5 separate regions of the Homo sapiens genome follow, and all the other regions are linked to region 1. The links are chromatin contacts, found by Hi-C or POLR2A ChIA-PET in ENCODE. All regions are on one chromosome and are shown on one strand. Each heading gives the region's core, a stretch centred on a gene start or an enhancer-like site at or near the end of the contact. The rest is flanking DNA. Distances are from core to core; before and after follow the strand shown.

The links. Hi-C counts contacts between places; a loop is a spot of excess contacts on that map. ChIA-PET counts read pairs that join two places held with the same protein, here RNA polymerase II (POLR2A). Pooled maps may share reads with other maps.
Region 2: a pooled map shows a loop between it and region 1 (4-fold over the local background). The contact joins the promoter of RARA-AS1 here to the promoter of KRT10-AS1 in region 1. A Hi-C loop is called at or near these places in 1 of 37 single-sample maps with no recorded cell type and 6 of 50 pooled maps. POLR2A ChIA-PET finds 5 or more read pairs at or near these places in 2 of 52 experiments (AG04450 and K562).
Region 3: a pooled map shows a loop between it and region 1 (4-fold over the local background). The contact joins the promoter of GJD3-AS1 here to the promoter of KRT10-AS1 in region 1. A Hi-C loop is called at or near these places in 1 of 37 single-sample maps with no recorded cell type and 7 of 50 pooled maps. POLR2A ChIA-PET finds 5 or more read pairs at or near these places in 3 of 52 experiments (AG04450, HEK293 and K562).
Region 4: a loop to region 1 is called in a pooled map, with 6 times the contacts of the local background. The contact joins the promoter of IGFBP4 here to the promoter of KRT10-AS1 in region 1. A Hi-C loop is called at or near these places in 3 of 37 single-sample maps with no recorded cell type and 6 of 50 pooled maps. POLR2A ChIA-PET finds 5 or more read pairs at or near these places in 1 of 52 experiments (activated naive CD4-positive, alpha-beta T cell).
Region 5: a pooled map shows a loop between it and region 1 (2.6-fold over the local background). The contact joins the enhancer-like site here to the promoter of KRT10-AS1 in region 1. A Hi-C loop is called at or near these places in 1 of 168 maps with a recorded cell type or tissue (Calu3) and 5 of 50 pooled maps. POLR2A ChIA-PET finds 5 or more read pairs at or near these places in 11 of 52 experiments (CD8-positive, alpha-beta T cell, GM12878, HepG2 and 8 more).

The regions. Positions count from the first base shown.
Region 1 is chr17:40,817,653-40,822,389 of GRCh38, reverse strand. It overlaps KRT10-AS1 (KRT10 antisense RNA 1), which reads right to left and starts at 3,245. Exons shown (of 3, transcript NR_160888.1): 1 at 3,182-3,245. KRT10 (keratin 10) reads left to right here. Exons shown (of 8, transcript NM_000421.5): 1 at 1-431; 2 at 1,273-1,355; 3 at 1,723-1,879; 4 at 1,967-2,128; 5 at 2,216-2,341; 6 at 2,656-2,873; 7 at 3,229-3,603; 8 at 3,908-4,273. The coding sequence ends at 3,914. RefSeq lists an enhancer at 1,536-2,735.
Region 2 is chr17:40,340,851-40,346,208 of GRCh38, reverse strand. It overlaps RARA-AS1 (RARA antisense RNA 1), which reads left to right and starts at 3,073. Exons shown (of 3, transcript NR_110861.1): 1 at 3,073-3,333; 2 at 3,519-4,213; 3 at 4,509-5,342. The region is part of intron 2 of RARA (retinoic acid receptor alpha); the gene reads right to left. RefSeq lists silencers at 675-724, 4,485-4,714 and enhancers at 1,430-1,980, 3,081-3,630, 4,095-4,144, 3,631-4,181, 4,217-4,795 and 2 more.
Region 3 is chr17:40,359,949-40,365,306 of GRCh38, reverse strand. GJD3-AS1 (GJD3 antisense RNA 1) reads right to left here and starts at 2,462. Exons shown (of 1, transcript NR_186704.1): 1 at 1-2,462. It overlaps GJD3 (gap junction protein delta 3), which reads left to right and starts at 570. Exons shown (of 1, transcript NM_152219.4): 1 at 570-4,655. The coding sequence starts at 1,492. The coding sequence ends at 2,376. RefSeq lists silencers at 2,119-2,228, 2,259-2,338, 2,459-2,528 and an enhancer at 2,356-2,650.
Region 4 is chr17:40,441,198-40,446,555 of GRCh38, reverse strand. IGFBP4 (insulin like growth factor binding protein 4) reads right to left here and starts at 3,106. Exons shown (of 4, transcript NM_001552.3): 1 at 2,472-3,106. The coding sequence starts at 2,820. RefSeq lists silencers at 2,900-2,949, 2,960-3,009, 3,020-3,209 and an enhancer at 5,256-5,305.
Region 5 is chr17:40,539,804-40,545,161 of GRCh38, reverse strand. No RefSeq gene overlaps it. Among named protein-coding and RNA genes, the nearest start is that of CCR7, 23 kb to the left of the region's middle. RefSeq lists enhancers at 2,035-2,204, 2,485-2,614. Within about 2 kb of position 3,046, at least 30 of the 41 ENCODE cell types and tissues checked have a DNase peak (open chromatin) inside an H3K27ac peak, as active enhancers do; they include CD8-positive, alpha-beta T cell and GM12878, where a contact is called at or near this core.

The DNA.
Region 1 (4,737 bases), core at 1,996-4,495:
GCTTTGGGGGCTCATCAGGTGGCTATGGAGGATTAGGAGGTTTTGGTGGAGGTAGCTTTCGTGGAAGCTATGGAAGTAGCAGCTTTGGTGGGAGTTATGGAGGCATCTTTGGAGGGGGCAGTTTCGGAGGTGGCAGCTTTGGTGGGGGCAGCTTTGGTGGAGGCGGCTTTGGTGGAGGCGGCTTTGGAGGAGGCTTTGGTGGTGGATTTGGAGGAGATGGTGGCCTTCTCTCTGGAAATGAAAAAGTAACCATGCAGAATCTGAATGACCGCCTGGCTTCCTACTTGGACAAAGTTCGGGCTCTGGAAGAATCAAACTATGAGCTGGAAGGCAAAATCAAGGAGTGGTATGAAAAGCATGGCAACTCACATCAGGGGGAGCCTCGTGACTACAGCAAATACTACAAAACCATCGATGACCTTAAAAATCAGGTAAGAGGTATTTTTAAATCCAGCTTTAAGTATCTTGTCCATGTAATCCAGACAGATGAATCTTAAATTAAGCACAATGTGGCTGTTCACTATGCTTACCCATGTTACTTTCTTCCTTCAAAAATAACCCAGTCTCATCAAAGATAAACATCTGTGAAACTATGGTCATGGCAATCTTCATCCAGCAAGTGTGCTACTTGTCTTAAGAGGATGGGAGATTTACTAAGCACTTTTGAGGTTTTAATGAGCATACAATGAGTCCACAGTTAAAATATGCTAGGCTATTTACAAATGTAGAAACTGAAAAAAAAAATCATGATATGAATCAGAACAAAATGTTATTCAGACTGATAACAAGCCATATTCAGTACCAACATGGCAAGAAAAATAAATTTTCCAGTATGAAAATGGGACACTGCTTGCCTCTAAGGAATTTCTGAATTGTACCTATTGTGTACCAGTTCAGAGTGTATTTATTTATTAGTATTTATCATGAGTTAAACAAATGCAGGTGTGAGTCAGCCAAAGCATGGCTGAAATACATGGAAATCACATAGTCTAAAAGAGGAGGGCACACTTACAGGAATACATCTATATAATTCCAGTTAGTTTTCAGAAAGGAATAATTCGTGTACAGAAATACAAGACTGGAGAAATTCCAAGAGAACAAATAATTCAAAGTTAAGTATATGGGTAAGCCTGCAATATTTCATATTTAAAATAAAAAATTTTCCCAAGATTTTGTAAGAGAACAACATAAAAGTGCAGAGTGCATCTATGTCACTACAAAAGCCATATCTGCATCTGACCTCTTCTCAAATAACTGTGCCTCTCCCTCCAGATTCTCAACCTAACAACTGATAATGCCAACATCCTGCTTCAGATCGACAATGCCAGGCTGGCAGCTGATGACTTCAGGCTGAAGTAAGTTAAGTGATCGTTGTATAATACTATCACAACGAATACATCAGTGGTTTTTAACAATGACTTGGGATGCCCTCAATAACATTTACATTTTTCTGAATTCACCCAAAGTTAAATAGTATTGGAGTTATCTGAGAAATTTTCCATGTCAGTGTTACCTTTTTGGCAATATTAAAGGAAGAAAATGCATTTTAAAGTAACTGCTAAGGTTTTTTCCATTAAACCACTATTACTTCTAAGAGAACTGTACATGACAAATATTGCCATTACATGAGATCAACTATGTAGCTGCTTTTTAAATAGTCTCTGCCCAGATACATCTCCCCTATATAAGTTATAACCAGTATTGATATCATGCTTGTTTCAGGTATGAGAATGAGGTAGCTCTGCGCCAGAGCGTGGAGGCTGACATCAACGGCCTGCGTAGGGTGCTGGATGAGCTGACCCTGACCAAGGCTGACCTGGAGATGCAAATTGAGAGCCTGACTGAAGAGCTGGCCTATCTGAAGAAGAACCACGAGGAGGTGACACAAAAGTTATACTTTTCCCAGCCAAAAGAGAGTTCATTATGGTCCTCGTGTAGCCAATAAATCTTTCTGTTCCTCAAACAGGAAATGAAAGACCTTCGAAATGTGTCCACTGGTGATGTGAATGTGGAAATGAATGCTGCCCCGGGTGTTGATCTGACTCAACTTCTGAATAACATGAGAAGCCAATATGAACAACTTGCTGAACAAAACCGCAAAGATGCTGAAGCCTGGTTCAATGAAAAGGTAAAGTAATCTTCCTTATAGTGAAACTCATGGAGGTTTTATCATTTCAGAATTTCCTCACCCTTTTCCTTGTTTTTAATACTCTAGAGCAAGGAACTGACTACAGAAATTGATAATAACATTGAACAGATATCCAGCTATAAATCTGAGATTACTGAATTGAGACGTAATGTACAAGCTCTGGAGATAGAACTACAGTCCCAACTGGCCTTGGTATGTTAACTCTCATGAAATGACTTCAACTTTATCATACAAAGTTTCATGCTCACCTAAGAATATGCAATGCAACAAAAAAATGCAGAGTTGGAGGTAAGAAAGAGAAAACAAAGTGAAGCTCATGTTAATGGAGGAAAAGTACTACTAGTGTTGATCTAAAAGTGCTGAAACTGAAATGGTGCCATTAAACATACAACAAATTCTGTTCATTTTCTTATTCTTCTATATAATGCCTTACTAAATAATCAAATAAGCGTCACCATACTCAACTGAACAAGGAAGTCACTAAGCCACAAAAAAATCCGTTTCAGAAACAATCCCTGGAAGCCTCCTTGGCAGAAACAGAAGGTCGCTACTGTGTGCAGCTCTCACAGATTCAGGCCCAGATATCCGCTCTGGAAGAACAGTTGCAACAGATTCGAGCTGAAACCGAGTGCCAGAATACTGAATACCAACAACTCCTGGATATTAAGATCCGACTGGAGAATGAAATTCAAACCTACCGCAGCCTGCTAGAAGGAGAGGGAAGGTAAATTTTAAAATGAAAAGTTATCCCAGTTTCTTTTATTCAATATTCCAGATAGCAAGGCTTATCTAAACCCCAAGAAGATGCCAGAGAATGAGAGGAAGGGAGGAGAGAGGGTAGAGTACAGAAAAAGGAGTACGCAACCGCAATCTCACTTTCTCATGAATTTGGCCCAAAATGATTCTTAAGAGTTCTGTGAACTTAACATTGTTTTCAAAGGATGGGTTTTAAAATATATACCTGGCAGGGTTTTATTTTTTCAACACGTTTTGCTTATTTTCTAAATTAACGGCAACTGGAAAGCTACCCACCGTTTTCCAACGTTAGAGATAACCGAATGTGACCTCACCCCGTTTAGTTCCGGAGGCGGCGGACGCGGCGGCGGAAGTTTCGGCGGCGGCTACGGCGGCGGAAGCTCCGGCGGCGGAAGCTCCGGCGGCGGCCACGGCGGCGGCCACGGCGGCAGTTCCGGCGGCGGCTACGGAGGCGGAAGCTCCGGCGGCGGAAGCTCCGGCGGCGGCTACGGGGGCGGAAGCTCCAGCGGCGGCCACGGCGGCAGTTCCAGCGGCGGCTACGGTGGTGGCAGTTCCGGCGGCGGCGGCGGCGGCTACGGGGGCGGCAGCTCCGGCGGCGGCAGCAGCTCCGGCGGCGGATACGGCGGCGGCAGCTCCAGCGGAGGCCACAAGTCCTCCTCTTCCGGGTCCGTGGGCGAGTCTTCATCTAAGGGACCAAGGTCAGCAGAAACTAGCTGGGGTAATCAGAATTAGTTTTAACTTCCTGTGATGGTTTTTTTGCGCTTTAAGCTCTAGAGTTGTTTTAAAAAATTAAAAATCTTAGAGACGGTTCCGTTTGCATTTGTTCACAAACTACTCTTAACACCAGCCGTGAAAAATGGCATGATCAAAATGTCATACCTTAAGCATTTTTTTGGGCTTAACAATGTAAAGTTGAAATTTCCTTCTTTTTACAATATTTGCTTGTTAATTACTAAGGATCCCTACAGACTGTTTAAAATTTTTTTTCCATCATTCACACAGATACTAACAAAACCAGAGTAATCAAGACAATTATTGAAGAGGTGGCGCCCGACGGTAGAGTTCTTTCATCTATGGTTGAATCAGAAACCAAGAAACACTACTATTAAACTGCATCAAGAGGAAAGAGTCTCCCTTCACACAGACCATTATTTACAGATGCATGGAAAACAAAGTCTCCAAGAAAACACTTCTGTCTTGATGGTCTATGGAAATAGACCTTGAAAATAAGGTGTCTACAAGGTGTTTTGTGGTTTCTGTATTTCTTCTTTTCACTTTACCAGAAAGTGTTCTTTAATGGAAAGAAAAACAACTTTCTGTTCTCATTTACTAATGAATTTCAATAAACTTTCTTACTGATGCAAACTATCCCAATTTGTCAGAATTTATCTTTACTTAAGTACATAATACTCTTTAAAATTAAAGATTAGTAACCCATAGCAGTTGAAGGTTGATGTATCCAGAAATTCGGAAGACAGAACTATTGTCATGCCTTTTCTAAGTTTTTTAATCATGTATGTTCAGACCACCGTCAGTAAATTCACTGAGTAAAGTCTGTAAATCCCCAATATTACTCTTTAAGATACACAATATGTGGAAGGCTCCCAGCTCTCTGGCTTTAAATTATTTCAATCCTGGAAATTCTGGAATATCTCAAATAAAACCCCCAAAATAATAATAATTGGAAATTTTATATTTTCTAATTACCTGACTTCTCACCTTTGCCTTTTCTTACTTTCTTCCAGTTACTATATTACTTCTTCCCAATTGTTATATAGCTTGACATATCTTCTGACACCACCCAAGTAAAATCATATCACCCCCAACAAAAT
Region 2 (5,358 bases), core at 1,824-4,323, 480 kb after region 1:
CAAAAAGCCATAAAAACATGGAGCTAAAGCAAAGTCCAACAGAGGGTGTTTACGGAACTGAGAGAATGTGCTTTTTAAAATTATTTTTTGGCAGAATGGGAGAGATGACCAGAGGCAAGGACTACAGTTTAGGCTGGGCAAGGCCTCCTTTTAGCCCACCCAACGGCAGCTTGACTGCCTTGGAGGCTGTAACATAGCCTGCCCCCTACCTCCAGCACATCCCCACCTGTCACCCAGGTAACCCAGCTCTGAGGTTTCCCTGCTCTGCCCTTTGAACCCAGAGCTCGATGCCCCACCTCCCCAGGCCTCCAGCCAGCAGTCCAAGGAGGTGAGGTACAAGGACCAAGGCCGGAGGTGTGGGGAACTCCGGAATCCTCACAGCCTCTGCAAGAGTTAGGACACGGCCATAACTCCCTGCACACACAGGTGGAGTGGGGAGGGACACCAACGGGGGAGGGACTGCCCGGGCCTGGCCCATCCCTGCTAACCTCCCTCCCCAGAGGCCCAGCCCACCAATCTCTCCTCTTCCTGCAGAAGGACTCGGGCTAGAGAAGGACCACACCTTCTCAGCTCAAAGTTCCAGCGCCCAACAGAGGACTGGAACTGACCCAGGAAGCCAGGCGTCCCCTCCCGCCGACGCTGCCAGGGTGCCCCTCCCTCGCTCCCCATCCTGGCAGGGCGGGCGGCGCAGAGCGCTCCACTCCGGATTCCCCACGCCCCCGAGCCGTTCGCAGGCTCGCACAAGGGGCCGGTTTCCTGGAGGAGATCAGCAGGAAATCAGCCGGGCCCCCGGCCAGCGGCTCCCCTCCCAATCCAGCTGGCGCCCGCTCCTCCGCAGCTCCCCTCGCAGCCCCTGGGGATGGTTGGGGAGGGGGCGTAGGGCCCTCTGTACCGTCCTTCCTCCTCCCGGGGAGAGGCGGGGGTAGCTCTGGGTGTACCGCGGCAGCGGAAGAAGGCCCCTAGCCCAGCGGCCGCCTGATAAGCGTCTCCCCCTCCCCCAACTACGGGCATCCACGTGCTTCACATTCTTGGACGTCTGGGAGCGGGCGGAGGTGTGAGTGGCGGAGATTGGTGGGAGACAGATGGGGAGCCACATCCTGTGCACCCCCCTTGTCCTCTAATGCACCGAAATGAGGGCTCTGGGGAGGGAGGCAATGTCCCTAGGGCCCTGCAGAACCCAGGCCACCTCCTCCCAGAGCCAACCTGCTCTTCCCACCTTCAGTGGCAGTAAAGGGGAGAGTGGAGAATTCCCCAAGAGGGGGCTGGAGGCAGCTCCAGTCACCAGCGGACTTCCACACACCCAAGGGGACCCTTCCAAGGTGGTGGCATTGGCCCCACATATTCTAGACTGAGTCTAGTTGCCACCCTCAGACTCCGGGTCCTTCCTGTGCCTCAAGGCAAGCCCCCAGACCCCCATCACTCCCAACCTCACAGCCTCAGGACCCGAGTCCACTGACACCTCACTCACTTATATATGCACACCCACGCTCAGACTACGGGAACTGGAAACCCAGGCCTCTAGGTCTACTACCCCACCCCAGAATGGATGTGGGGACAGGTCTCCACTTCCCCATGTCCAGTGGTTTAGGGGAAGGGCTCACCAATACACTGCCTGTCCTACTCTCTGTGATCCTCCTCCCTCTCCAGTTCTGGGCCAGGAAGAGCTGAGCTGTCCCCATGGGCTAAGAAGAGACAGGGGCTGGAGACCAAGGTCTCAGATCCCAGCTTCTCTCCAGCCCTCTGGAGAAGGTGGCCAAGGCAGTGGAAGGGGTGACTCTGGCAGCCCTGCTCCAACTATCCCCCTAGGGGAGGGGGGTCTTGCTCCAGCACTGGGAGAATGAGAAAAAGGGTCCTAGAGTCATCCTCTCACTCTCTCTTCTTCCAAAGTCAAGGGTGATACCTTCCCTCTTGTGTCTACAGCCACACAGCAGATTCGGCCCTAGAGGAAATGGTCGGGGGCAGGACAATAGGAAAAGCTGGGATAGAAGTGGCTCTGGGAGGGCAGAGGTGGGCTGTCTGTCCATCTCAGGTCTCTCTTCTCCCAGCAAGAGGGGTGGGGTAAGTCCTTTGCCCTTCAACCTTCTCCAATCTGCCAGGGCCCCCCCGAGACCCACTCCACCCCTCCTCCCTGGCAGGCAGGAGGGAGGCAGCAGGTCCAGGAAGGTGGGAGATCCTCCACGGAAGAGCTTCCCCTCCAGCAAAGAGCCCAAAGCCCAGGAGGGGAAGAAACCTGAGCCATCTAACAATAACCCCCTTGCGCCTGCTCCCGCCCACCCAGTGTACACTGCCTCACAGCTGCGCAGGAAAATGCCCAGGTGTACACCCTGGTGCTCCGAGCTCCTGAGTGTGCACAGAGCCCTTCCTCCCAGAGGAGCCTGCACCCAGGCAGGGGGCAACAAGGAGAGAAAGTGACCAGGCTGCCAGGATGCTAGGATTCTCATCAGTGCCCCTCTTAGGAAGGCACAGCCCAGGACCTGGCCCTATCCCCAAGTGAAGTCAGGGTAACAAAAGGACTCGGTGGCGGAGCTGGGAAGGGATGCAGTCCTCATTTCCAGAGCAGCCCCAGACCCACAAAAACAAACTCATTCCCCAGAGAACAAACCGGATTAGGATTAGGGGGAGAGGGATTCTTCTCACCAGAGCAGCTTCTCCCCTCCACTCCTGGGGATGAAAGCCTCAAAGATGACAGCCAAGTGTCTGGGGCCAGGACAACAACCCCATAAGGACCCAGTGCCCCTTGCCAAGATGGAAGGTTAGGATGGCAGACGGGTGTCTGATGAAGTTGCCCCTTTCTGCCACACCCCACTGTCAATACCAAAGACACTGAGTGCTCCCCTGACACCCACTCTAATGACGCAAGAGCAAGGGCTGGGGGCAGCAGCTGTCGCACAGGAAGGGGCTCTCCCTCGGGCTTTGGCAAGTGGGATCTGGCGGGGGGGCCTTCCCCCGGGAGCAGACAAACCCACACAGACAGGACCTTTACCCCACCCTCCAGCCTGCTGTGAAGCTGTTGGATTCCAGGCAAGAAGATATAAACTGGGGGCAAGGGGCTTGGGCTTCATTTCTCCTGGAAGAAGTGAAACAAGAGATGAAGGAATGTTGCTTGAAAGAAGGAACTCTCAAAGTTCCTCAGCCCTAATCTAACACAAATTGCACTTAGGGTTACTGGGGGGAGGGTGCGGCCGGGAGGGTTCAATTGTCCAGCAAGGGCAACACGGGTTAAGTGAAAGGTAGAGACAGGACCTCCACTACACCCCGGGACTCTCACCCCCGAGTAGTAGTGGAAGCCCTACCGCCCACTCCCACCCCCTACAACAGCAGACTGAGAGGCCGGTACGTACAGTGGTTTGAGCCATTCCAAAGCGGAGTCCGGAGCGGGGTGGAGTACGGACCCGGGGCGGGGAGCCCCTTCTCTGGGAGCAAACAGGCCCGGTTCTGGTTATAAAAATCCACCACTAGGAAGGGATTAGGGGTGGGACCCCCCACTTCTACACTCTCGTACATCTTTCCCCTCGAAGGCAAGAGGTCCGAGCTGGGAAGTCCTGCGCGCCGCCCCCGTCACTCAGCCGGCGGCGCCATCCGAGCAGAGCAGCTGGGGGAGAGGAGACGTCCCCTCGCCCCGACTGGTGACCCGGGCAGGGGGCGCCCCCTGCCCTGAAGTCCCCGCGTCTAAGTCCGCCGGCCGCTCCGCCAGTCCCGGTGAAAAGCAGGGAAGTTGTGTGTGCTGGGAGGGGGGGTCCGTCGGCTCTCCCAGGGAAGCCTGGCGGGGCCCGGGAACTCAGCGGCTTCACCTCGAGGGGACTCCCGTCTAGAGTCTCGTGGCGTCCGAGGCAGAGTACAGCGGCTCCCCAAGTCCGCAGGCCGGGGGCGGGATCAGCGCGGGGCTGGGGGTCAACGAGCACTTCCTCCTCCCAGCCGGGGATCCGGGGCTTCTCCAGGGATTCTCCGTGGCGAGGATTCCGGGTGGGGGTGGGGATCCCGCGCGGTTCCGCCCCCGCCAGGCCAGGGGCAGCTGGCGACTCGCTCGGTCTCTGGTGGTACGCGCCACGGCCCCCCCACCCCAGCTCTGCGCGCCCCCTCCCCTCCGGGCACCACCCCCTTTCCACCGCCCCGCCCCGTCCAGGCACCGCCCCTGGCTTAACCCATTCCCGGCGCGTCCGGCTGCAGCGGGAGAAACGCAGGGAACCGAGAGGGAGAGGCGGCATGTGGACAGGCAAGTGGGGGCAGCCTGGGAAGGGGGAGGAGAGGAGAGAAGCAGGAAGGGGGAAAGGCTCCAGATGAGGAGTACACAGAGTACAGAGGGACGCCGAGTACAGGGAGAGGAGGGGGCTGCGAGGGGACAAGGACGGAAGAGGGGCGGGCGTCCTCCCTTGTACCAGTTCCGGCTCCCAGGCTCCCCCAAGGTTTGGTCAGTCCCTGGCCGAGCGAAGCCGTGGTGGAGGAGGTGGTGGGGCGGGGAAGAGGGGGGTGGTCCCGGTGTCCTCCCCTTAACACACACCCCCACCCAGGCCGGGCCTCATTTGCCTAATGCAATGCGGCTGAACTCTCGCTGAACTCGCCTGGCGGCGCCTCACCTCCGAGTGACCCACCCACCGCTGCCCGTGACATCACCCGCTCGCCAGCCCGCCCGCGGGGCTCGCCCGCCAGCCCCCTGCCCGGCCGAACCGGGCCACCTCCCCCGGAGACGCGGAGAGCGGCGGCAGGAGGCGTAGGGCCGGGTCGCGCGGGGCCAAGTGTTTGGCACCCGGGTGTGACATTGTGCAGCTCGGACGCTGTGTCGGAATGAGACACCGGCTTGTGTCATTGTCTGTGACATCATGTGTGACTCCGGCCGCCGGAACCCGACGCGGCAGCGCGGGTGCTGTTGGCACAAACACAGGCAGAGGGGGCCCTCCTCCCCACGCTCTGCGTGCTTCCGGCGAGCAAAGCCCCGCCCAAGGTGTCTCCTAGCTGGGGAACCAGTACCGGCCCCTGGTGCACTGTCCAGCTCTGGAGAGATAAAAGGAAGAGCTGGTGCCTTCCAGTGGACTACTTCATCCTAGAAGCCCTCGGGATGCACGTTTCACTGGAAGAAAGGCCTAGCTTGGGTAGGTCCCTAGAAAGAGGGGATACCCCTGGAGGAGGGGGTATCCTATTACCCCCACTCTCTAAAAGGAAGGATGGAAATGTACATGCTACCCAAGGACATTCTTCTAGAAGAAGCCTGGCTCTTTATATATGTTGTCATTTTATCCTCACAGCAACTCCAAGAGATGTTTTACAAATAAAACAGGTCTCAGCAAGGCTATGTGGGTTGTCCAAGATCACATTACTAATAATAAAGAGTAGAGCAGGTATTTGAACTTCCTGCTGCCAAAG
Region 3 (5,358 bases), core at 1,213-3,712, 460 kb after region 1:
ATATTAAGAAGTAGAGAATCCCAGCTACTCAGGAGGCTAAGGTGTGAGGATCACTTGAAGCCAGGAGTTCAAGATCGACCTGGGCTATGTAGAGAGACCCCGTTCCAAAAAAGATGTAAAGCTGGAAGGAAACTTGGGGGTCAGCTGGACTGGCCGCCTTTGTTGACAAGGCAGGAAAGCCTGGCTCAGTACCGCCGAATGATTTGTCCAAGGTGAGCGGTGGCAGAGCTGGAACCAGAAGCTGTTAGATGTTTGCTGCCCCTTAAACTCCAGCACCAAACCTCCCTCTGTCCCCGAAGACCATCTTCACAGGGCATGGTTAGTGCGTAGTGGATCTAGGCTCCAGACTGAGGGTCTGTCTGGGAAGGGCTTCTAGGAATCCCCCAGCTTCCTCGATAAAGGATGTGGCTCTGGTTACCCCCCTCCCCCATTTCCAGATGGAAATTTAGCTAAAGAGTGAGGGCCACAGAGCCCAGCAAGGGGCGTGGTCCGTGCCTGTTCCCAAGGGCGGAGCCAGCCAGCAGGGTCACCCTGTTCCTTTAAGAGAAGGGGGAGCGCTAGCCCCTCTCAGCCATCCTGTCCTGTCCTCCATCCTGGCCAAATCCGAAAGGGAAAATGAAAGAGGGAGCAGGAGGCGCCGGTCCCAGCCACCTCCCAAGGTCCCTGGCTCAGCTCTGACACCCCAGTCCCGGCCCCAGGGTGAGTGGGGTTGGGTGGCGGTTTAGGGGCACCAGGGGCGTGTGGGGACCTGTGTAAGTGTGGGGTGGGGAGGATCTCAGGAGATGTGGAGGCTGGAGGCACAGGAGGCCAGGGAGGAGGGAGAAGCCTGGCGTCGCACTCCCACCACGCTGGGGTAGGAGGGCAGGGACACCTCCGACAAAGGACCCTGTGAGAGTTATGAAAGCGGAGTTGCCTCTGTACCAGCCCCCCACCCTGAGAGGAGTTCACTGCAGTAAAAATGGTGAGAGAAATGGTGGGCCAAGAAAGGAGTGGTCTCGCTGCCTCTGCCACTCCCACTCCTCCCATGGGCACCAAATTGGGTCTAGCGTCTCGGGTTCGAGGCTCCACTCTTCCCACAGCATCCTTGACAGCTAAGGGCACCGCTGGGTTTCCGCTTCCGAAACCAGGCAAGTCAGGGGCTGGTCCAGCTGATCTCCAAGGTCCTTCCTAAGAATCTGGGATCTGGAGGATCCCAGGGTCGAACGGAGACGGCTCAGGGGGTGCGGCTAAAATGCAAATGGGGGATCCTCCCCAGCACCCATCGGTCCCAAAGAGAAGGTAACCCATAGCTGAGCGTCGCCTGCTCCCCTCGGGCCCTCCCGTGGCCCTCCGTTTCATACTGGTCTCATCGCTAAACCCGGGCCTCTCCTACCTCACGACTCACCCTGAAGTCAGAGAAGGTCCAACGGACCCCACCCCGATAGGCTTGGAAGGGGCAGGGGTCCCTGACTTGCCCCATCCCCTGACTCCCCGCCCCGCGTCCCCAGCGCCATGGGGGAGTGGGCGTTCCTGGGCTCGCTGCTGGACGCCGTGCAGCTGCAGTCGCCGCTCGTGGGCCGCCTCTGGCTGGTGGTCATGCTGATCTTCCGCATCCTGGTGCTGGCCACGGTGGGCGGCGCCGTGTTCGAGGACGAGCAAGAGGAGTTCGTGTGCAACACGCTGCAGCCGGGCTGTCGCCAGACCTGCTACGACCGCGCCTTCCCGGTCTCCCACTACCGCTTCTGGCTCTTCCACATCCTGCTGCTCTCGGCGCCCCCGGTGCTGTTCGTCGTCTACTCCATGCACCGGGCAGGCAAGGAGGCGGGCGGCGCTGAGGCGGCGGCGCAGTGCGCCCCCGGACTGCCCGAGGCCCAGTGCGCGCCGTGCGCCCTGCGCGCCCGCCGCGCGCGCCGCTGCTACCTGCTGAGCGTGGCGCTGCGCCTGCTGGCCGAGCTGACCTTCCTGGGCGGCCAGGCGCTGCTCTACGGCTTCCGCGTGGCCCCGCACTTCGCGTGCGCCGGTCCGCCCTGCCCGCACACGGTCGACTGCTTCGTGAGCCGGCCCACCGAGAAGACCGTCTTCGTGCTCTTCTATTTCGCGGTGGGGCTGCTGTCGGCGCTGCTCAGCGTAGCCGAGCTGGGCCACCTGCTCTGGAAGGGCCGCCCGCGCGCCGGGGAGCGTGACAACCGCTGCAACCGTGCACACGAAGAGGCGCAGAAGCTGCTCCCGCCGCCGCCGCCGCCACCTCCGCCACCGGCCCTGCCCTCCCGGCGCCCCGGCCCCGAGCCGTGCGCCCCGCCGGCCTATGCGCACCCGGCGCCGGCCAGCCTCCGCGAGTGCGGCAGCGGCCGCGGCAAGGCGTCACCGGCCACCGGCCGCCGAGATCTGGCCATCTAGGGGCGGGCACCGCCTCGCGCGGACTGGACGGCGAGGGCCGGACCCCGCCACCTCCGCCCGCACCGCAGAAGCCGGAAGCTGCTTCCACCAGAGCTGTCGCGGGACCTGCCCCGGCAGGAGACGCGTTGTGGGGACGGCCCGCGGGCGGCATCGCACTTGCCTCGTACTGCCTCCCAGTGGCTGCCGGCGGCACCTGGGGCAGGCCGGGCTGGGGGCGGAGAATGAACTCAGGCAGGTCCTGGATGCCACCACCCAGGTGGAAAGGAAGGAGACCAGGACCCTGAGAGAGAGTGGACCCGAGGGGGAGAACAGAGCGGAAGGTGGAGAGTGGTTGTTTTACTGGGGACAAAAACAACTGTGATGCCAGCATTCTCAGGCACTCTCTGTGTTCAGAGAGAGAGTGGTCCCCCTGTGGGCTCTCTGCGAGTGTGCATACACGGACACATAAGCACTGTGAGCTGTGTGCACGCGCACCTGTACACCCTGTGTGAGCGCTGTGCATGTGCGCGCATGTGTACACCCTGCGTGAGGCCCACTTGTGCACACAGACACACGTAACCCTCCCGGGTGAGCTGTGTGCACATGCACACAGAAACATATGCCCCTTGAGAGCTGTGTACTCACATCCCTGTGAGCTTTGTGTGAGTGCATTGTGCACACACGCACATGTCCATTCTGTGTGGGCTGCGTGTGCACACCTGTACACAGAAACATCCTTGTGCGCTATGTGTGCATGTGTACATCCGGCGTGACCTCTGTGTGTGCACGCGTGTGTGTGTGATCTCTGATATGCACTGCGGGGGTGGCCAGGATCCGATGCCAGCTGCAGCCACAATGGCTCCCTCCCTACCACCCTAACCCAGCCCACCTGCCAGGGCATCACAGGAGGTCTGTCCCCCCCTCCCAAGAGACCCCGCCCAGGGAGGGAAGAGGAGGAGAGGCTCCCTTTCCCCGGGCAGGCCTCAATCCTCGGGAGCCTATGAGCAACATCCTCACAGTACCCCTTGTGGCGAGGCGGGGGCTGGGCGCTTTCATGGAGGTGGGGTGGGGGTGGGCGGCGGGCCAGAGGGCAACCCAGACGTGTGTTATGCCTCCCTCCTCCATCTTCATCCTCCCCGCCGCTACTGCTCCCCCAGGCTATAAACGGGAAAGTCCCTTCTGTCCTCAGGAGAAAGCTCCCAAAACACACGCGCTCCCGGCCCTGCCTTCCCTTCCAACCACCCCCTTCTTCCTACTTGCGGGCATTCGAAGAGCTGCTGCCTATGCAGCGCATCCCCCTCCTGTGTCTCCCCTCCCGTCTGCCCTCCCCCTTCACCAGCCAGTGGGCTGCTCTCCATAAGATCACCCAGGACCTAAGCGAGAAATCCAGGGGCCGTCATCGGACTGCACCTTGCGGGCCTCACCGCATCCTGCCTACCAGGCTGTGCGTTCCCCGCCATCACCCCACCCTGTCCTTCTGAGTTCCTGGCGTCTTTCTCAGCTCTCCTGTGCCCCACACAGCAGTGGGAGGTGTTTCTGAATAGCGCCCCCCACTTAAACCCGGGACTGAGGGCAGCACCCCTGCCCTCAGGGTGAGTCAAGCGCCTTCACAAAGCTTCCTTCTGAAGCCCTGCCCCTGTCAGGCCTTCGACTCCACAGCACCGGCTTCCAGGTGTGCTCAGAACCATAGGGAATTTTCTCTTCTAACAAGCACCAGACCTGCTTGCTGCCAAGCGTTTGAACGTGCTGTTCCTTTGCCCAGAGTAGCCGCTGCTTCCTGCAGCCTTCTCCTCCCCTAGCTAATGCCCACCCACCTATTGTTGTCACTTGGGAAGAAAACAGACACCTTCAAGGAGAGGGCTCCCCTGGTAGCCCCCACCCCAAGACAGAGCTGGATGCCCCTCGCTTCCGTAGGGAAAGCACTTCTCCTGCAGGATGGCATTGCTCTCTCCCCTTCCATGGCACGTAGTATGTGCTCAGTAAATATGTGTTGGATGAGAAACTGAAGGTGTCCCCAGGCCTACACCACTGCCATGCCCGAACACTATCCATGCTATGGTGGGCACCATCTCTCTGATGACAGTTCTGTGTCCACAACCCAGACCCCTCCACACAAACCCAGATGGGGCTGTGCCGCTGTTTTCCAGATGTATTCATTCAACAAATATTTGTAGGGTACCTACTGTGTGTCAGAAGATGTTCAAGATCAGCATCATCCGATGGAAATAGCATATGAGCCATGTATGTAGTTTCAAGTTTTTCATTAGCCACATTAAAAAAGTAAAAGGAAACAAATGAAATTAATTTTAGTCACGTATTTTATTTAACCTAGCACACCCAAAGTATTTTCATCTTAATGCCTCATTGATATTAAAAAGTATTAAGGAGATAGTTTACATTCTTTTTTTCATACTAAGTCTTCCAAATCTGCACCCACCTAGCCAATTCTTTCCTCTAGAGATTTAGCAATGAGCCTCGGCTACAGCGGGAGACTCCGTCTCAAAATAAATAAAACTAAATTAAAAAGAGATTTAGCTGAGAGAGGCCACCTCTTCCAGGAAGGCTTCTGAGCCCTGCCCCAAGCGTGATTCAGTGCCTCTGCCCTGCACTCCCGTAGGCCTGTCAAGCCTGTTGCAGCTCTGCCCAGGTGGCATCCCGGTCACCTTCCTCTGGCTCAGTCTCTCTGCGGAGGATGGGCCCTGGCTCAGTGCAAAGCACATCAGCCCTGGAGGACCACACTCCACAGCAGTGGATCTCACATGGGGGTGATTTTGCCCCCCAGGGGGGCGTTTAGCAGTGTCTGGAGACATATTTGGTTGTTACAGCTGGGGTGGGAGAGAAGCACCACTAGGGTTTCATGGGCGGAAGGTTGGAGATGTTGCTTAGCATCCTGCAATGCACAGGACAGCCCCCACAACCTGGCTCAGATCTTCACATTGGTGCTGAAGCTGAGCAACTCTGCTCGACAGCAGTGAACTGTGGACCACTGAGGACAACCCCAAG
Region 4 (5,358 bases), core at 1,857-4,356, 380 kb after region 1:
CAACCTCCACCTCCCGGGTTCAAGTGATTCTCCTGCCTCAGCCTCCCAAGTAGCTGGGACTACAGGCACGCACCACCATGCCCAGCTAATTTTTGTATTTTTAGTAGAGACGAGGTTTCACCATGTTGACCAGGCTGGTCTCAAACTCCTGACCTCAGGTGATTCACCCTCCTCAGCCTCCCAAAATACTGAGATTACAGGTGTGAGCCACTGCACCCGGCCTACTTTTTTTTTTTTTTTTTTTTACGAAATAGAGTCGCCCAGGCTGGAGTGCAATCACGTGATCATAGCTCATTGTAACCTTGAACTTCTCATCTCAGACTCCCAAATACCTGGGACTACAGGCATGAGCCACTGCAGTTGCCTATTTTTTTTTTTTTTTTTTTGTAGAGACGGGGGTCTGGCTATATTGCTCAGGCTGGTCTCGAACTCCTGGCCTCAAGCAATCCTCCCAAAGTGCTGGGATTACAAGCATGAACCTCCACACCCAGCCCCTAGATATTCCTGGAGGCCAGTTTGCATTATATCCAGAGGACAACCACAAAATTCTCATGCCATGCCCTCCCCAAACCCCTAGGGGATCTTATTTTCCTCCACTACAGGATGGAGTATTCCTACCCAACCAGAGGATGAGGTATTCCTACCCAGCCCTTTGAGGGCTCTTCTGTCTTGCATTCAAAGTGCTGAGAGAGGAGGAGGCTACCAGCCATCCTTATCTGGTGCCAGATACCCTCTGGCTGGTGGAGGATGGAGATTCAAAGGGAACGTGACTCTGTTGTACCCCGCGAACCCAAGGGCTCGGCCCTTGCTCCCTCCCAGTCTCAGTACCCCTCCTCTACCATTGCCACTGGCATCTCTGCCCCAAGATTAGCGACTTTCTCCCCCAGGACCCCCCTTCCCAGATATGCTGGGTGCCAGGCTGGCATTTCTCCTAGAATGTTTTCTGCTGACCCATCTCTCCCTACCCAGGGGCAGGAAGGGCAGAGAGGCCCGAGGCCCAGACCCCTGGAGTCCACCTCCTTCCTGTTTTCCCTGCATCCTGCTCTCCTCGGCTGACAAGCTGCAGAGGATTGAGGAAGTGGAGGGTTTGGGTCCCAGGACAGGAAGCTTGGGGCTGGAGTCCCAGCATCCGGACTGCAACAATGGAAGCTTCAAGCACCAGGAAAAGAGACAGAGACAGACAGAGGCACAGGAGAGCAAAACAGGGTCGGAGATGGAATGAGAAACAGAGGCATAGATACAGAAAGACAGACAGAGAGATTCCCAAAGTAACAGGGAAAGACCAACAGTGACAGAGACACAGAGAAACAGCAACAGAAAGAGAGGGAGAGAAGCAGAGCAACTGAAACAGAAACACAGAATAAGGTGGAGAAAGAAACGCACGATGGGCAGAAGACACTGAGGAAAACAGAACTCGAGAGCATGACTAGTGAAACTAGAGGTTGAGAGACAAATCAGGAAGAACAAAAGAGCAAGAGAAAGAAGGAAAAGAGACTGAGAGTCTAAGGAGAAACTGAGAAACAAAAAAAGAAAGTGTAAGAATGAGGTTAGGGCAAGGGCCTTCTCAGAGTCTCTCTCTCTCTCTCTCTCTCTCTCTCTCTCTCTCTCTCTCTCTCTCTCTCTGTCTCTGTGTGTGTGTGTGTGTGTGTGTGTGTGTGTGTGTGTGTGTGTTTCTCTCTCTCTCTCTCTCTCTCTCTGTTTCTCTCCCCTGGCGCCCTGGCCCCTTCTCTATTCCCTATCCCACACACATGAGGCTCCTGCAGCTCTCGGCTAGGAGCCAAGACTTTTCTACCACCTCAAATCCTACCTGCCTGGAGAAAAGAACAGGGGGCCTGTATACCAGGGCAGGCAGAGGTGTCCAGGCCTGGCAGAGGGACCCCTGTCTTCCCACTGCCTCTCAAACAACAAGGTGACCTGGCTCTGGGCTTTGGGGAAGGGCAAGTCTAATGCCCCTCAACGCCAAAGTCCCTCTAATTTGTATGTCCCACTCCACCACTGGACCATGTAAAAAAAAAGTTCAGGCCCTGGCTCCCCAGACCACTGGGATTTCACCCTCGGCCTGGATCAGGAACAGAAAGCTTTCCCCACTCCCTCATCCTCCCCAACACACACCCCACCACCATCCTCCAGTTCTCTGGCCCTAGACAGCTGACTTAACTGGACCTTAATCTGCCACTCCTGCACCAGCAGCCAGGCCTCCCACTGGGACCCCCTTATCAAACAGACAACCCTTGGAGGTTTGAGATGGAGCGATGGGACAGTCTCCCTTGGTGGTGGCAACAGGCTGCTAGGGACTCGGTAGCAGTTTCCTTGATGAGCCTGTCCCATGCCAGTCGGGCCCTGCCACGTACCTGCCTTCTCTTCAACTCATAGGGGATTTTTAAGGGCCTTCCAGGGCGGCTGGAATGGGGAAGAAGCCGCTGGGAAGGGAGCGCACTCAGGAGGGAATTGGGAGGCCAGGGGTACCTTACCAGAGGGCTGCAGGCTTTCCTGGATGGCCTCGATCTCCGCCAGCTCCATGCACACGCCTTGCCCGTGCATCAGTGTGTGCAGGGGCTTCTCCACCCCTCGGGGCGGGTAGCAGCGCAGGCCCGAGCCGCAACGGGGGGTGTACACCCCGCAGGGCATCCCCAAGCCCAGGGCGCAAGTGGCGCAACAGCCGCAGCCCGGCTCTCGCACCAGCTCCTCGCAGCCCACGGGGGGGCGGCAGCGCGCCAGCTTCTCCTCGGAGCAGGGCGGGCAGTGGATGGCTTCGTCGCCCAGGCTCGGCCCGGGCCCGGCGGCCAGCAGCAGGGCGGCCACGAGGCAGAGGGGCAGCATGACCGCCCGAGGACTGGGCGCGGGCGCGGGGCGCTGGGCGCAGGCGGGGAGCGCGGGCGCGCGGGCGAGCGGCGGAGGGCACACGGCGGCAGCGCCTGGCGCTCCTGGAGGACCCGACCCGGAGGGCGCGGGGAGACGGGGCGGCCCGGCGGGCGAACGGGGACGTAGCGGGGGAAGTTAGCAGGCGTGCCGGAGGGGAGCAAGCCTGGCCGCCGAGGCGCTGCGCCGCATCCTCGGCCCGGCCCAGGCAGGCGGCGGGCGGCGAGGGGCAGGGGGCTGAGCGGCTGCCCGGGACCGGCTCCCCCGGACTTTATACCGGTCCCTGGCCACACCCCCAGCGCCTTCCCAGAGGTGGGGGAGCCGGGGCGGGCGAGGGGGAGAGGGAGAGGCGGCCGTTAGGGGGAGGGGGCGCTGTCCTGAGTCGCCGCCGCCGCCGCCGCCGCATCTGAAAGTCCTTTTCTGCCGAAGAAGGAAGCGGCGCAGTTTGGAAGCTGTAGCAGGCGCCCAGAGTGCCTCTGAACCGGAGCCCCGGAGGGGAGGCAAGGGAGAAGGGAAGCCAAGGGGCTGCTGCGGGGCCCCCTTTCCCGACCTCGGAGGAGTCTCGTCCCGCCCCGCCAAGGCGGCCTCAGTCTCCCACCGAGAAAGGGACTTCCTAGCCCGGACTCCCGGCTCTGCGGATCCGGTCTTCCTGGACAGAGCCCTTTCCACCGCACCCCGGTGCTTCCAGCCTCAACCGCTGGAGACCAAGCCTCCTGAGGTGGGGTAAAGCGTACAGGCACAGCTAGGGGCACAGAAAGGCCTGGAGGCCCTAAGACGTTAACAGGCTCTTGCCACTTGCCCCTTGCAACCTCTCCCGCCCCCGCAATCTCCCCAGGGCGCATTTGGGCCCTGGTCCACCCTGCTTCCCCAAGATGGAATCAGCAGAACTCCCGGGGAGGGAGGTGCCGCCGAGCCTCTTCCTCCTTCTTGGATGTTTGCCTCTCAGGCCCATTCAGACCCACTCGTGGAGGGAGGCAGGCCTGGGAGATTGCCACTTGCAATGTGCAAGTTTTGCGTTGAACAACTCCAGTGGGGCACCATTCCTTGTAATCATTGTGTATTTGTAGAGCTGTTGTGATCATTTCCCAGATGGCAGTGAAGGATTTGAGGGGCCTGCAGCAGTGACTCACACCTGTAATGTCAGCACTTTTGGAGGCTGAGGCGGGAGGATCACTTGAGCCCAGGAGTTCAAGACCAGTCTGGGCAACGTAGTGAGACCTTGTCTCTACAAAAAAATTTTAAAATTAGCCAGGTGTGGTGGCGTTCACCTGTGGTCCCAGGTACTCGGGAGCCTGAGGCAAGAGGATCACTTGAGCCCAGGAGTTGGAGGCTGCAGTGAGCTAGAATTGTACCACTGCACACCAGCCTAGGTGAAAGAAGGAAACTCTGTCTAAAAAAGAAAGAAAGAAAGAAGGCCGGGCGCGGTGGCTCACGCCTGTAATCCCAGCACTTTGGGAGGCCGAGGCGGGCAGATCACGAGGTCAGGAAATCGAGACCATCCTGGCTAGCACGGTGAAACCCCCTCTCTACTAAAAATACAAAAAGTTAGCCGGGCGTGGTGGCGGGTGCCTGTAGTCCCAGCTACTAGGGAGGCTGAGGCAGGAGAATGGCATGATCCCGGGAGGTGGAGCTTGCAGTGAGCTGAGATTGCGCCACTGCACTCCAACCTGGGCGACAGAGCGAGACTCCATCTCAAAAAAAAAAAGAAAGAAAGAGAAAAAAGAAGGCCAGGCGTAGTGGCTCATGCCTGTAATCCTAGCACTTTGGGAGGCCAAGGTGGGCAGATCACCTGAGGTCAGGAGTTTGAGACCAGTCTGGCCAACACGGTGAAACCCCATCTCTACTAAAAATACAAAAATTAGCCGGGCGTGGTGGCGCATGCCTGTAATCCCAGCTACTTGGGAGGCTGAGGCAGAAGAATCGCTTGAACCCCAGGAGGAGGAGGTTACAGTGATCCAAGATCATACCACTGCACTCCAGTCCAGGTGACAGAGCAAGACTCTGTCTCAAAAAAAAAAAAAAAAAAGAATTTTAAGGAAGGGATGCTTTTTTAATTCACCCAGTGTTGCTACTTGGGCTAGTGTTGGGCCTGGCTTGACCCTCTGTAAAATCCTATTGATCCCTATTCCCCCAGCCTTGCCCAATCCTGCCCAAATTGAGAAGAGCCCTGGAGTGGCATTTGGAGCAAAGATCCATCTCCTAGGTTCCCTCTCAGGCCCCCGCTAATTCCCACCCATTCTTCCCTACAAAGGCTTCTGCTGTACTGGAGCTGGTTTCAGGTTAAGCGTACCTGTCCAGGAATAATCAGTAACCCACTGTGGATTTTTTTTTTTTTTTGTCTCGGCCTAGAAAGCTGCAGGTCAGCCAAGCTGAAATGCAGTTCAGAGACCCTCTTCCTGCTTCTTCCCCCAGGACAGGGGTCTTTCAGCCTCACGGGGATTGGGCTACCTCCTACTTACTGAGAGATGATTGCAGGGAGATTGGGACTGGCAGCCGGAC
Region 5 (5,358 bases), core at 1,797-4,296, 280 kb after region 1:
ACAGGCACCCACCACCATGCCCGGCTAATTTTTTGTATTTTAAGTAGAGACAGGGTTTCACCGCGTTAGCCAGGATGGTCTCGATCTCCTGACCTCATGATCTGCCCGCCTCGGCCTCCCAAAGTGCTGGGATTACAGGTGTGAGCCACCGCGCCTGGCCTCCTCCTCTATTCTTTACCCCCAACCTGTATTCTCCACCCCCAACCCTAACCTTCCTAATTTATTTATTTATTTATTTATTTATTTATTTATTTAGAGACAGAGTCTTGCTCTGTCGCTAAGGCTGGAGTGCACTGGCTCACTGCAACCTCTGCCTCCCAGGTTCAAGTGACTCTCCTGCCTCAGCCTCCCGAGTAGCTGGGATTACAGGCATGCGCCATCACGCCCAGCTAATCTTTGCTTTTTTTTTTTTCTTTTTTTTGACAGAGTCTCGCTCAGTCGCCCAGGCTGGAGTGCAGTGGCACGATCTCGGCTCACTGCAAGCTCCGCCACCCGGGTTCACGCCATTCTCCTGCCTCAGGCGCCCGAGTAGCTGGGACTACAGGCGCCCGCCAATATGCCCAGCTAATTTTTTGTATTTTTAGTAGAGACGGGGTTTCACTGTGTTAGCCAGGCTGGTCTCGAACTCCTGACCTCTAGTGATCCGCTCACCTCGGCCTCCCAAAGTGCTGGGATTACAGGCATCCCTATTTAAAATTGTCCCAGCCTCTGTCCCTTCCCTGAAAACCCCATCATTCTGTTAGGTGATACCAGATTCTTAAAGAGTGATTCGGGAAAAACGAATGGGCCCTAAGGGGCATGCCAGTGTGCCCCATTCCAATTACAGTCACCCACAGGAGAGAGGAAAGGTCGTCCAAGTGGCCACCAACAAGAAACTATTTCATCAGATTTCTTTTTTGTTTGTCTGTTTGAGACGGAGTCTCACCCCGTCACCCAGGCTGGAGTGCAGTGGCGCGATCTCGGCTCACTGCAACCTCTGCCTCCCGGATTCAAGTGATTCTCTTGCCTCAGCCTCCCAAGTAGCTGGGACTACAGGCACGCACCACCACATCCAGCTAATTTTTGTATTTTTAGTAGATACAGGGTTTCACCATGTTGCCCAGGCTGCTGTCAAACTCCTGACCTCATGATCCGCCCACCTCAGCCTCCCAAGGTGCTGAGATTACAGGCGTGAGCCACTGCGCCCGGCCTATTTCTTCAGATTTCTTATAGGACATAAGTCACTCAGATCCCCTCACAGGCTTTCTGTCAACTTACTGAGAGGGAAACTGAGTCAAGGAAGAGTGAAGTGACTTGGGTGAGCAGCAGAGTTGAGGGTTGTGGTCTTTCTGATGTGCAGTCTCCATGAGACCAGATCCAGAACAATCCATGCCCCACCGCACTAGCACACAGCTGGTTCCCATTCCCCAGGCGTGGGAAACAGCCGGGCTGGTTGGAGGCCTGCCAGGGTGGGAGGTCTGGTCACCAGGTGCCCCAGGACAGGGAGGAGGGGGCAAAGCAGGGGGTCCGGCATTCAGATTCCCATACTGGTCTCACCGTTTATCATCCGTGTGACCTTGACAAGTGCCTTCTCCTCCCTCGATGCAGTTTCCCCGTTTGAAAACAGGTGTGATGTTGTTAAAACCTCCCTGGAGTGTTACATTAAACGAGGTAGTGGATGTACAGCTCTTCGTAAAGTGTAAAGTGATAGAGAGGGTAACAATAGACACTCTTCCATAACAATAGCTGGAATAATCGCCTCTGCTGTGGGGACCTCAGTGGCTAGTTTAGGGGTCATCTTTCCCCGTGAGATGAGGAATTACTCCCCTGTGACACACGAGGACAGAAGGCATTTGCTTTGGTTACAGAGTGAGGGGACTGGCATTGCTGAGCCTGTGTGCTCCCACGTCACGTGGTCCCTGGCAGGTCCCCACTTTGCCCCTGTCTGACCAAAGCTCCTCCCAGGAAGGGAGACTTTAGGCCCCAAACTTAGCAGGTCCAGACCAACTCCTGATTGGCTGGCCTAGCCCAGTGCCTGGCACATCATAGGTCAAAACATGCTCGTGGAATAAATGCTCATGAATGGCGAATGTGGGGTCTTCCCACACCCTTGACTCATAAGTTTAAAATCTACCCAAAAACCCCAGCATTGCAGAGACATGCCCAGGCAGACAGGCCCCTCTGTGGAAAGAGCTGTTTGTCATGGCTAAAGGTAAGGGCCCCATTTCAGACACTGTCCTGGAAGAGTCCCAGACAGTCAACAGATGACCCTGCCTTTTAACATCCACCCCATCCCTGCCAAGCACAGGGTCCCGGGCTCTGACGCAAGCACCTCTGCAAATAGATGTCGTTTCCATGGGAACTGAAACCCCAGTTTGTTTTTCCCTCCAAGGCACTCTGTAATTTCCAGCACAGTCTGTGCAACGTCAGCCTGGTAACCTCGTGCTGAGCTGTTCTCCGGGTCTGTGTCCAGCACAGGGAGCTGAGCTGACCTAGAGAGGTCATGGCAAGACTGTGCTCCCAGAAGGGCCTCCAGAGTTCGTGGGCACCAGCCCCTGCCTCCCCCCTGCAGAGGGGTACCCAGTAGATAGGTGGAGTCAGAGACGAGTCCTTGAACCTCCCTAAGGGAGGCCTGGGGGGTTAGGGGGGAGTGGAAGGACGGGGGCTCATTTCCAGTAAGAAGTGGGAGGGAAGGAAAAGGTCTCAGTCTGGAAGCCTGGGCCCCAGGGAGGGCGGGCGATGGGTAACAGATGATTTCTGGCTGCTAGAGGAGGGTGTGCTCTCAGCAGTTGGATCATTAGCCTCTATTGTCTGAGCCTCCGTGAGGAAACAGCCGTGGAAGCAAAAGCAGAGGCGAGAAGGACTTGGGGAGATGGAGGCGGAAAGGAGGGGGAGGAGGTTAGCGGACGAGGCAACGATGAACTTTAAGGACAAGATGCCAAGAGGACGGAGGAGGGGCTGCCGTGCCAGAAGAGTGCTGCCCCCTGTCCCCAGCACCATTCAAGCTTAGGGCCTGGGGAGGCAGGTCCTTTCCTGCTCCAGCCTTGAGATGACCAAGGCCCCAGCCAACACCTTGATGGCCGCCTGTGAGAGACCCAGAGCCGAGGACCCAACAGAGGCCCAGGCTGCAGCTGACATGCTCCGGAGTCCTTCCATCTGCCACGGGGAATGGACAAAGTGTTCCTCCAACCCCTCGGGGTGGCCTAGGGGCCCTCAAGGACCCCAGAAGGGGAGTCTGAGGCCAGAGTGAGAACCGGGATGCCTTTGAACTAGCTCTTTGGCCCCTCTCTCTCTCTTTCTCAGTGCCCTCAACAATAACACCTGCTCTCATGCTTCCAGGGCACTGTGGGCGAGGTGAGGACTCCGGTGTGAAAGTGCGACTGCCAGAGCCTGGCTGTTGTTACTACTACCCATGGGGGGGCCCTGCCCGCACCTCCCACCCCTCCACCGTGTCCCGAGCCACAAGGCAGAGTGACTGCCTCTCTTCAGCCACAGTCCCTGGGTTATTCAACAGCGGCTACCAGGACAGGCAGCCAAGGCCCTAAAGAAAGGGAGAGTAATGCTAGGAGGGAAACAGGACATGGCAGGCAGCACCCTCTCCCCAGACTGGCATCCATTGCCACTGCTTCCTGGGGGCCCTGTAGCCTGGTGGCCCCATACCCTGGCCCTCATACTCTAGCCCAGCCTCAGCATCTCAGGCCACCTCCCCACTCCACCTTGCGGTTAACAACAACAGTCAAACCACTGACCTGATTTTCTGCAGAGAGGAAAAGATAATAGGGCACCTCGGTGCATGTTCGCATGCACACACACACAAACACAGACACACACACACATGCACACACATACATGCATGCACACAGACATGCACGCACACACTCATGCATTCACACGCGTACACTCGCACACATGCACACACACACACACGCACGCATGCACACACCCCCACTCAATGGAAACTTTCTCTGTCTCCTTGACAGGAACCCAGCCCTGCCAGGGAGCTTCCTCAGGTAGAAAGTTCAGTGTTTATCTGCGGTTGATCAGAGGCCCGAGTTGAGTTCCTGGAGCCTCCCTGGGTGAGCACCGCCGGCCTGACCTGCCTCCCCTGCCCAGGGACAGTGCCTCTGGCCTGTCTAGGTCTCTGTGGGGTATCTGCTTTCTCCCTGAACTCTTGGCATTGTGCTGGGCACTGAGAAAGGGATTGATAAGACCCTTGACCCTCAAAAGAGCCAGAGAGACCTGGGATGGGAATAATTCCCAAATAAACCAGTGCTTCCCCTCCCTAAACTTTCTCATAACTCAGGGTCCTCCAAGCCTCAAAAACATCTCAGGGCCATGTTCTGCCACATACAAGTGATGAGGTGTCCTCAGAGTAAGTTCTCAATGGTTGGCGACTGTTCTTATTTTTCATCACATCAAAGGGCAGCCACCTTCCTCCGCCAGTGGGGCAACTGAGTGCAGGAGCTCCGCGCCCCAACCACCCACTCAACTTGTGGTCTTGGCGATGTACAAAGTGTCACAGCCGGAAGGGACACGAAGGTCACAGCCAGGAAAGTGTTTTGCTCAGCCTCTCACTCCCAGGCATCCACACTCACTGCTCAGAGTATGACCTGAACCCGCAGCCTCAGCACCACCCAGGAGCTTGTGAAAAACCAGAGCCTCAGGCCCCAGACCTAAGGAATCTGAACCTGCATCTTAACAATGCCCTCAGCTGATTTTTAGCCCAATAGGTTTGAGACTCCCTACTCCCCCACGCTGGGCTCAGCCTGGGCCTAGGCCTCCTAAGAGCTACATTATGCCCAAAGAGCTGGTCAGCCATGCCCAAGAGAGGCTGTGGCCAACCCACCACAGCCACCACTGCCCTGTTCCTCCAGCCACGTGTCAGATGAGGTTGATGTGGTGCTGAGCTTAGGTCCTAGCTGCCCACGTTGAAGAAGAGCAGGGGGCAACAGCTTTGCTCCTCTGTGCACGGAGGACCTCCATGCTCTACTCTGCCCCAGATGCCACCTCTCCTCCACCTTCCAGACCTTGCCTTTCTTGAAGCAAGGGGCGGTGGTGGGCCACACGCTTGGTCTCATCTTATCTGACCTAAGCTTATAAGGCCAACTGGCTCACCTGCGCTCTAGGAGCTGACGGTGGTCACCAAGGTGACCCTGTACTCCAGTTCTGCCTGCCTCCTGTACTTTGGCTTGTGTCCCCTGGGTTAGATTCCCAGCCACAGACTAGAGCCAAAACGTGGGCCTCTATACTCTGCAGCAGTCAGCTCTCCAGCTGAGCCACAGGCGCTTCAGAGAGGAGAGTGGTGCTGCTGAGAAGGCCATGTGTAGAACCTGACAGCCATTAACAGCTATCAACACCCCCAGGGTGTGAATACCATTG